3 separate regions of the Homo sapiens genome follow, and regions 1 and 3 are each linked to region 2. The links are chromatin contacts, found by Hi-C or POLR2A ChIA-PET in ENCODE. All regions are on one chromosome and are shown on one strand. The core of a region is the stretch at or near the end of the contact, and the rest is flanking DNA. Distances in the headings are between cores, read along the strand shown.

Evidence for each region. Hi-C counts contacts between places; a loop is a spot of excess contacts on that map. ChIA-PET counts read pairs that join two places held with the same protein, here RNA polymerase II (POLR2A). Pooled maps may share reads with other maps.
Region 1: a pooled map shows a loop between it and region 2 (24-fold over the local background). The contact joins the promoter of PTGES3 here to the promoter of CBX5 in region 2. A Hi-C loop is called at or near these places in 2 of 37 single-sample maps with no recorded cell type and 9 of 50 pooled maps.
Region 3: a pooled map shows a loop between it and region 2 (2.5-fold over the local background). The contact joins the enhancer-like site here to the promoter of CBX5 in region 2. A Hi-C loop is called at or near these places in 3 of 50 pooled maps. POLR2A ChIA-PET finds 5 or more read pairs at or near these places in 2 of 52 experiments (HepG2 and T-cell).

Annotation. Positions count from the first base shown.
Region 1 is chr12:56,686,681-56,690,048 of GRCh38, forward strand. PTGES3 (prostaglandin E synthase 3) reads right to left here and starts at 1,604. Exons shown (of 8, transcript NM_006601.7): 1 at 1,318-1,604. The coding sequence starts at 1,319. RefSeq lists enhancers at 711-760, 871-990, 1,489-2,014, 2,491-2,540, 3,067-3,368 and a silencer at 1,651-1,840.
Region 2 is chr12:54,278,656-54,281,859 of GRCh38, forward strand. It overlaps CBX5 (chromobox 5), which reads right to left and starts at 1,467. Exons shown (of 5, transcript NM_012117.3): 1 at 1,353-1,467. It overlaps HNRNPA1 (heterogeneous nuclear ribonucleoprotein A1), which reads left to right and starts at 2,071. Exons shown (of 11, transcript NM_031157.4): 1 at 2,071-2,167; 2 at 2,731-2,847; 3 at 3,140-3,204. The coding sequence starts at 2,153. SCAT2 (S-phase cancer associated transcript 2) reads left to right here. Exons shown (of 2, transcript NR_157844.1): 2 at 1-408. RefSeq lists enhancers at 830-919, 1,072-1,831, 1,350-1,399, 1,690-1,779, 1,790-1,849 and 1 more and a cis regulatory region at 866-3,166.
Region 3 is chr12:57,243,876-57,247,224 of GRCh38, forward strand. STAC3 (SH3 and cysteine rich domain 3) reads right to left here. Exons shown (of 12, transcript NM_145064.3): 6 at 2,929-3,026; 7 at 1,270-1,336; 8 at 1,041-1,090; 9 at 662-747; 10 at 440-491; 11 at 213-350; 12 at 1-35. Among named protein-coding and RNA genes, the nearest start is that of STAC3, 5.6 kb to the right of the region's middle. Within about 2 kb of position 1,347, at least 2 of the 41 ENCODE cell types and tissues checked have a DNase peak (open chromatin) inside an H3K27ac peak, as active enhancers do.

The DNA of each region.
Region 1 (3,368 bases), core at 354-2,853, 2.4 Mb after region 2:
TCAAATTTTTTAAAACCCCGATTACGTATCACTTTCGGGGAGGGGGCTCCTTCAAAAATTCTAACATGCTGTGCTCTAGAAGCTTGTTCCCAGTGATAAACTCGCTTCAGCCTCACGCATCCCTTTAGATTTCTAGCCAATATACTCAGCCTCAGTATCATGACTTGAATCAAGCAAATCCTTATTACTTTTCCAAAGACATAAAGTCACTCCCCTCTTCTCTCTTCTGAATGGAGTCTAAAACAAAAGAAAAAAAAGGTTCCACCTTAATTGTTCTCCATACCTTTTAGGACGTAGTTAGTACCTTGAAAAATAACCTCCCGTCAAAAAAAAAAAAAAAAAAAAAAAAACCCTGTAAAACCGGCAGTTCCCACTGTACGCGGCAGTGCCAAGAATTCTTACCGGTTAAAATCGCCAAGGCTTTCCTTTATCATCGTAAAATGAAGACTGCCATAGAATCTGTATTCACCTCCACACAAATTTAAGATCTTTGGGACGACTGTAGGTTAATTAAATGCCTACTACATACCTATTTCATCCTACACTGTAACAAGATAGTGAAACCTCACCTCAAGTAGAACATGAAACACAGAAAATGTCCGTATCTTTCCAAAGTCGACACGTGCGGAACTACCTGCTCAATGGTAACTCCTCCTCGCTGCCAGGGAAGCGGCTGAGTTTTGGCAACCTCCCGTGTTTTCAAGAGACTGGAGTTAGGAGGCGGACTGGAAGTACCCACACTCAAGAAACCCAGACACTGGAGAGGGAAGTATGTTGCGGCGTGGGCATGGCTTCCTTCTAGTTGCCTAGCAGTACCTGCAGCTCACGGCGAGGTCCGCGTGGGGCTCTCCCAGGAGCTCCGCCAGGCACCTGGCGGCACCCACCACAGGTGCACTCGACTCAGGGCCTGGCCCCGGGACCACAAAGCAACAGAACCGGAGCGCCCAAGCAGCCGAGAGGCGACCCACGAAGGTTCACGCTTCAGGGCGCCGCATGGCGAGCAGCTACCGGGAGCTTAAGGCCTAGGGTGAAGTTACCGAAAGAGGCGAGTAACCCAGACAGCCAAAGGGGTAAAAGTAGGATTTCCGGCATGGGGAAGCCAAGGAACGGTTCAGGGGTGGGGGAAGCAGACATCTGGAGGAAAAATGTCCTCCACCCGCCAACGGTAACCGGAACAAGGATCCTGGACCTCCCGCCCCCAGGCAGGAACGACTGCCACCACCGATGCGAGAAAGGCTAGGGGGCCGCTTCCAGGGAGCCCCCAACGCGGCCTCGGCCTCACTCGGCGACCTTCCCTCGGCGGGGTGTCGCACTCACATTGTGAACGGGGCAGGGGGACGGGCGAACTGGTGGGCGGGCCTCTCTGGCGGCGGCTGCTGCTAGGGAGTCGACTTCTCTCCGGTGGCGACTCCGCTTTTTCTCTCCGGTCGCGGCCTCTTCTCGCTTCCCTCAGGCGACGGCGGCAGCGGCGGGCTCGACCTCGGGCCCCAGAATGCACCGCGCGGAAAGAGCGGCTCCTCCGGTCGGGGAGAAGAGGAAAGTGTAGGAAAAGGGGCGCGAGGACGGAGAATGAACGTGCGTGCGTGCAAACGAGGGGTGGTGAGGCCGGGCGGCGGCTGGTGACGCAGCAAAATGCCCGGGCCTTGCCGCCGCGCGTGCGCAGTCCTTGTTTTTGGGCTCCGGCGCGGCTTTCTAGAGATATCTACGGAAAGGGCGGGGCCTCCCAGCTCCTTCGCGATCCTTCCTGGCGCCGGCCCCGCCCTTCGTCCGCCACCCCACCCCCACTCCGCCCCCTGCTAGTCCCTACGCGTTCCCGCCTCTCCTCCCGCTCTGTCTTCTCGCGTTAGAAAACCGTTAGTGGCCCAACTGCCCTGCCATGCGCCTTCGGCGATTTCTCTGAGAAACGGTTGCGTTGACAGTGGGAGGCAAGGCTGAGGCGGAGGGACACGGAGTCGGGATCCTGGAGAACTGAAATGGCGCGTTGGTTACTCTTGAGGGAGTAAATCAGCTCACTGAGTCATCATTCCACCACAAAAACCTGTAAAAAGCCTGTGCTGTGGAAAAGGGCTCACTTCAGAATCAAGGGCCTGGGTCCACCTCGCCATTTTTCTGAAGGTTGGAGGCTCTGTCCAGGGACAGCGGAAATTCGAGGTTCTTGGCGGAGGAGGAGCATTTGCCAATTGGGGCGGGCTTTTGCCCCTACCTTGAGACCTTAGTGCTGTAGATGAGCCAGGAAAGGTATTTGAGGGGAGAGTCTAGGTTTCTGGGAATGGAGAGAGTAGGACATTGTGTGTTTCCACGCACATCGTTTGGGGGAGAAGGGGTTCCCCGTCGCTTTGTGCAACATATTAGTAGGGTGTAGTAGGGGTAGCAACCAAGAGACCCAAAACAGTCCTGCTTAAGAAGAAGCCGCTTAACGGTGGATTGGGGAAAAATACTCTAGTGCGCTGCATTTTGAACAGGAAGGAGGTTTAACGAAAGTGCTATAAAACCTTTCTGAAGAACGGGGCTTCATAATAAGCACTAAGGTATTTAGTGTCTGTGTTGTGCAGGACAGGTAGTGGGAGCTACGAAACCTGGACCCTAGCTCAAATGCCATTAAAAAGGGAAATTGGGCGGGGCGCCCGTGGCTCACGCCTATAATCCCAGTACTTTGGGAAGTTCGGTGGGCGGATCACCTGAGGTCAGGAGTTCAGGACCAGCCCACCCAACATGGTGAAACCCCATCTCTACTAAAAATACTAATTAGCAGGGCGTGGTGGCACTTGCCTGTAATGCCAAATACTAGCTAGTATGAGGCGGGAGGATAGCTCGAACCCCGAACCCGGGAGGCGGAGGTTGCAGTGAGCACTCCAACTTGGGCGACAGAGTGAGACCCTGTGTCAAAAAAAAAAAAAAAAAGGGAAGGGGCCGGGCGCGGTGGCTCACGCCTGTAATCCCAGCACTTCGGGAGGCAGAGGCGGGCAGATCACGAGGTCAGGAGATTGAGCCCATCCTGGCTAACATGGTGAAACCCCGTCTCTACTAAAAATAAAAAAAAATCAGCCGGGTGTGGTGGCACACGCCTCTAGTCCCAGCTACTCGGGAGAGCGAGACAGGAGAATCGCTTGAACCCGGGAGGCGGAGGTTGCAGTGAGCCGAGATCGCGCCACTGCACTTCAGCCTGGGCGACAGAGTGAGTCTGGGTCTCAAAAAAAAAAAAAAAAAAAAAAGGAAGTTAACTTGGCGCACTGGTTCACGCCTGTAATCCCAACACTTTGGGAGGCCGAGGCCAGTGGATTACTGGAGATCAGGAGTTCAAGACCAGCTTGGCTAACATGGTGAAACCCCCGTCCCTACTAAAAATACAAAATATTTGGCCAGGAGCA
Region 2 (3,204 bases), core at 217-2,716:
TGGAATAAGCAGAGTGGGCATTACCAAAAGGAGATAGACTGCATGTAAAACACACTTCGAAGGAAATCTAATTAAAAGGCAAGGAATAATCCAGGTGATGGATGAATCTTCTGTCCCCAGAACCCTAAATATTACCCTCTTTGTTTCTTTTTTATTCCAAAGTCAGATATCCTCAAAGGAACAGCAAAAAGAGGGACTTTAGGATATCTTCAATGGTGTAAAGAAAAGAAATATATGAAAGTTCCCGGGAGAAAGAGACTAAAATAAAAGCACTGGGCACATGGATTACATAAAACAGAAAAGGGGTTGTAAGTATGTGATTATGACTAGAAACACAAAACAATCGACTTCATTTTTTATTTAATTTTAATCACAAATTATTAACCTTGCAAAGTTTTAAACATTAAAGATCTAATCTGCCTCGATCCTACTGTGTCCCTAGGATTGACACTTTGGTGTGTAGCTTTCCAAAACTTTTCTGTGGACCTACAAACATATTTGTCAGTAGAAATATGCACTATCAGGAAGGAGATATTTCTTGAACGCCTTTCCATGACAGTACATAGAGATTTCTCCCATTCGTTCTAACATTTTAACAGTCTTCCTAAAGAAGCGACTTCTGAAAGTATTATTTAAAAACAAACAAACAAAAAAAAACAACTCCTGTTCCCCAAACCTCAAGTGGTGAGGGGGCGGGGGAAAAATGCTCAAGTCGAGGAATACAGGAGCAAACTTACGCTTTCAAGGAGGTGTATGGGACTGAGGCCTAAAGGCTTCGTTAGAGAAGTCATCGTGGATAAAACATCCACCCTCACACGCCATTACAGGCACCGACTCCCCTTCCTCACAACCCCAAATCGAAGACCTCCCTCTTTTGGAGAGCCGATTGGACGACTGGTCCCAGCGCTTTCCTTAGGCTGTCCGTCTACTGGTTCCAGATTCGTTCCATCCGTTTAACCGCCCGATCCCGCATTCCCCATTGGAGTCAAACCGCTGCCTCCTGGAGAAGCCCAACCTACCGCGCGCTTCCTGCTCACTGGCTCAGTGAGACGCTGCTCAGAAGGGGAAAACCCGTCTCCCACATTCCGATGGCCCAAGGGCCGATCAGTCGGCAGCTCAAGGCAGACCCAATTGGCCTATACACAAGCCAGTCAAAGTCTTCGGCTGCACAGCTCCAAAGAACCTACGGGGATTAAAACATCCCGCCCCCTGTTCTTCTATTGGTTGGCCCGACCCACCGCTGCCCCTTCACTATCCCCCCACCCCGCCGTCCATTCATTTCACACAATAACGGGCCCAAATGGAGTCAGTTCAAGACCTACTATGGGTAGATAAGACTGTCTGCCACTTACCCGGGATTGAGAGTGATCACTCACGCTAACGTCTGCCCTGTTCCTGTATGGTGAGGCCGCACCACAAGCCACCACCGCCGCCGCCTTCTGCGCAACGCCAACCGCCCGCCAAAACGGATCCTTCCCTGCGCCTGCGCAACCAATCCTGGGACCGGACCTTTTTTCTCCGCCCACTACGCATGCGCAAAGCTAGGACAAACTCCCGCCAACACGCAGGCGCCGTAGGTTCACTGCCTACTCCTGCCCGCCATTTCACGTGTTCTCAGAGGCAGGTGGAACTTCTTAATGCGCCTGCGCAAAACTCGCCATTTTACTACACGTGCGGTCAACAAGAGTTCATTGCAAAAAAATTGTTACCTCCTGGCTGCTTGTCTAATACATAGTGTTAATCATGCTTTGCCAAGCGACTTGACTGTAATATTTGCGCGTGGAAGATTAAAAAGATGTTAAACACCCAAGGTAGATTCAAATGTGAATGATTGGTCGGTTGGCCAATCAGACTGGTTAACAATAACATTACTCGGGAACCAATGGACTCCAAGGGGTGGAGACGGCGTAGAACGACCGAAGGAATGACGTTACACAGCAATGTGGCACCACAGGCCAATAGCAGGGGGAAGCGATTTCAAGTATCCAATCAGAGCTGTTCCAGGGCGGAGTCTACCAATGCCGAAAGCGAGGAGGCGGGGTAAAAAAGAGAGGGCGAAGGTAGGCTGGCAGATACGTTCGTCAGCTTGCTCCTTTCTGCCCGTGGACGCCGCCGAAGAAGCATCGTTAAAGTCTCTCTTCACCCTGCCGTCATGTCTAAGTCAGAGGTGAGTTAGGCGCGCTTTCCCACTTGAATTTTTTCCTCTCCCTTTCCTGAATCGGTAAGATGCTGCTGGGTTTCGTTCCTTGCACCAGCCCATTCTACAGTTCCTTCGGTCGCTGCCACGGCCTACCCCTCCCAAAGTTCAAGTCGCCATTTTGTCCTCTTGATCGCCATGAGGCCGCTCTCCGCCAACCATGAGTTATCATGCGGGACTCGTTACTCGTAGCAAAATTCTTAGGCACACAGGATCTTTGTCTTTTTTTAAACCTTGCCTTGGTGAGCGAGTTTTCTAAAGAGCGATTAGTCCCATTGTGGAGATGCACCCCTACCGCCCAAGCCTTTGTTGCGCGTGCGTCGGAAGGCGACTAGGGACGCATGCGCTTGCGATTTCCTAGCACTCCCAACTCCAGCATACGGCCTCCCTTGATAGGCAGAAGCACGTGTCTTGTTGCGACCTGAACGAACAATAAGTGCTAGGTACACAGTTGGTGTCTAGTTTTTCTTTTCCTCGATGGAAATTGTTTCGTGTTGTAGCCCATTTAACACTTCCCCCTCCCCCCACTCTAGTCTCCTAAAGAGCCCGAACAGCTGAGGAAGCTCTTCATTGGAGGGTTGAGCTTTGAAACAACTGATGAGAGCCTGAGGAGCCATTTTGAGCAATGGGGAACGCTCACGGACTGTGTGGTAAGATTTGGAAGGGACAAAGCAGTAAAACAGCCGATTTCCTTGGCTTATCTTGGTGCAGTCTTCTCCGAATGCTTATGAAAGTAGTTAATAGCATTATAGTTAGAGCTTTGTTGGCAAAGGAACGTCCTGCTTTGATTTTAAAAGCTACCTCTTAAATCTAGGGTAGTGGGAAACTGGACGACTTTTTATAAAAGGCTGGTGTAAAGTTTCCTATTGCCCTATTCAAAGTTAAAATGACAAAAGCTTTTGCGGTCAGACTTTGTGTTACATAAATTAACACTGTTCTCAGGTAATGAGAGATCCAAACACCAAGCGCTCCAGGGGCTTTGGGTTTGTCACATATGCCACTGTGGA
Region 3 (3,349 bases), core at 97-2,596, 3.0 Mb after region 2:
TAGCCGCCCGCTTCGTCTCCTTTCTGCACCACGATCTAGAAGATTAAAGGATCAGAAGTAGGAGAGGAATCAAAGGAAAAGGTAGGAGAGGACAGCAGGGGAGCCGGGGTTTACAGGGGCTCACCCTAGTCTTATTAATGGTTAAGCTCTCCAAGGAGTGTGGTGGGCTAGGGAGCATTCAGGCCTGGGATTGGGTTGGGGCAACAGCCTACCTGGTCCTTCTTGAGAGTGATCTGCCCTATCTCGCGGTTCCCCACGAAGGATCTCGTCACGCGGTGCACACGTTCTCCAGCCCGGACCCGAATGATGAAGTTTGGAGGGAAAAATCCGACCTTCTCCCCGATTTTCCCCTAGGGAAGATAGTAGGGAGAGTCCATCTCTCAATGTCGGGTTCTGGACTCAACCCACACTCCACCCTAGCCCTAGCCATTTCTCTCACCCGCCACCATTCTTCATTGGAGTCATCAATGACTGTGATCTTCTCTCCTGGCCTGGGAGGGGAAGGGAGGGGCCTCACTCACATAGCAGGTCCCCTGCTGTGCCCCGGGTCCAGCATCAATAGGCTCCAAGCCCTGAGTCCCCCCTTTTCCTTTCCCTTGGGGGAACCCAGCTCTTTCCTCTTCACTCCGCAGTACCAGCCCCCTGCCCCAAGGCCTCTCACGGGAAATCCAGATCGTCCTTCTCCAGGGCTTTGAACCGATAGAGAGCCACAAAGTAATGAGACTGCTGGAAGCCAGGCTGCTTGTGCTGGGGGTGCAAGGGAATGATGAGTCTTAGGGCTCCTCTACCCCACACTGAGGGGCAGGATTCCAAGGCAGGGACATTCACCACACACTCTACACTCCAACTCTCTTCTAGGTCCCTGAACTGAGAGAAGTGTTTTGGTCGTGGGTGGGTGTGCAAGTTGATGGAGAGTGTGGGTCAGAAGTGATGGGAAGCCTAGGAGTTAAAGAGTGAGCTTCTGCCAGGGCCATGAGTAGTGGTGTCAGAGCTGGGTTGGGGAGAGAACTGGGTTCCTTGCAGGGAGGAAGGATTCTTACCTTGTCATCAGGTGTCTTCTTCTCAGCCTTCTTATCCCCTTCAGGGTTTCCTGGGATAGGAAACACCAACAAATTGTCTGTCTCCTGGAGGGCAATTCTTATTCTCTTACCCTTTTGTGGAAGGGCCTCGTCTATCCAAAGCTGGCCTGCCCTTTGCTCCTCCACCCTCTGTTCCACAGCTGAGCCTCTGATCCTACTCCATCTCTGGATGGAGGTGGGTAACACTCACCATCCTGGGGTTTGCCTTCCTCTGGTCTGGCCGACTCTGGCTCCTCCTCCATCATGGCTGCTACAGGCTGGAGGGGGCACCAGAGTTAGGGAGACGCTGTCTTGGGAACACATGCCCTGGCTGTCTATAATCAGGTCAGAGAACTATAGAATAATGGGATCTCAGAGATCTCAGAGTTGGAAGAGGCCTTGGAGGAAATATCTAGTTCAGCCATCTGCCTAATGCAGGAACTTTTTTTTTTTTTTTGAGACGGGTCTCCCTCCGTCACCCAGGCTGGAGTGCAGTGGCGCAATCTTGGCTCAGTGCCAGCTCCGCCTCCAGGTTCACGCCATTCTCCTGCCACAGCCTCCTGAGTAGCTGGGACTACAGGCGCCTGCCACCACGCCCGGCTAATTTTTTGTATTTTTAGTAGAGACGGGGTTTCACCGTGTTAGCCAGGATGATCTCAATCTCCTGACCTCGTGATCCACCAGCCTCGGCCTCCCAAAGTGCTGGGATTACAGGCGTGACCCACTGTGCCCGGCCATGCAGGGACTTTCCCTAAAACATCCTATCAGGTGGGTCACCCACATTCTGCTTGAATGTAGCTAAATAACAGGGAATTCACTACCAGATTCCAGGTCCTTGACTATGCTGTCAGCCTTTAAAAATACTCCAGTGTGTAAGTAAAAAGTGAGCAGCATGGTCAGGCGCGGTGGCTTATGCTTGTAATCCCAGCACTTTGGGAGGCCGAGGTGGGCGGATCACCTGAGGTCGGGAGTTCGAGACCAGCCTGACCAACATGGAGAAATCTCCTCTCTACTAAAAATACAAAATTAGCCAGGCATGGTGGCACATGCCTGTAATCCCAGCTACTCGGGAGGCTGAGGCAGGATAATCGCTTGGACCCGGGAGGCAGAGTTTGCGGTGAGCCGAGATCGTGCCATTGCACTCCAGCCTGGGCAACAAGAGCGAAACTCTATCTCAAAAAAAAAAAAAAAAAAAAAAAGAGCAGCACAATTTTTATAATTCCCTTAAAAGAATATAACCCAAGAGTATGTTAGCCCTTCTGGAAGCAGCCATATCACATTGCTAGTGCCTTACAAGTCATTAATTCACTCCATAGAAATCCCTTATCTGTGTCCAACCTCCATATCAACAAGTTTGAGGCCAGATTTCTAGTTGTTTTTTGCAGTTGATTTTTTTGATCAGATATGTACATTTATCTTTTCTTTTCCCTTCCTTCCTTCCTTTCCTTCCTTCCTTCCTTTTTTTTTTTTCTTGACAGGGTCTCACTTTCTCCCCCAGGCTGGAGTGCAGTGGCTTACTGCAACCTCTGCCTCCCGGGTTCAAGCGATTCTCCTGCCTCAGCCTCCCAAGTAGCTGGGATTACAAGCGAGCACCACCACACCCGGATTTTTTATTTTTATTTTTGTATTTTTAGTAGAGACAGGGTTTCACCACGTTGGCCAGGCAGGTTTCGAACTCCTGACCTCAGGTAATCTGCCCACCTCGGCCTCCCAAAGTGCTGGGATTACAGGCGTGAGCCACCATGCCTGGCCGAGTTTTGTGCAATTTTAGGGGAAGACAATCCATTACTTCTGTCAGCTTTCCAAATGGGAAAATGACCTGCTCCATGGGATCTCTGGGAGGGACCTCGTGGGGAGGTACAGTGCTCACATTTTTCTTATCTGCCTGTCCCTTCTTCCGTTCCTTGTTTGCCATGATCACCCCAGTGCGCAGGGTTTCAAACACAGGATCATTGCGATTGGCAGCAGCTAATCGAATGGGAGGAGAAAGAAGACATTATTGGGAAGGCAGAGAAAGGCTTGGAGGAAAGGAAGGGAGAGGTGGGATTGAGTAGATGGATACCCATGTGTGTGTTGGGTGGCGGTGGGGGCGCCGCGGGGAAGATTAGGGAAGGGTCAGCTAGGCAATACCCAGGACACCAATCTATAAAGGACTTTAAAAACATCACTGGTGATGTAAAGTGAGGGAGGAAAGTATTTATTAGAACTCCTTCCAGGCAGAGCATTATATGATGTTTGAAACACAACTTTGCTTGCTTGGGAGCTGAGACATGCGCAGAATCACTATTCTC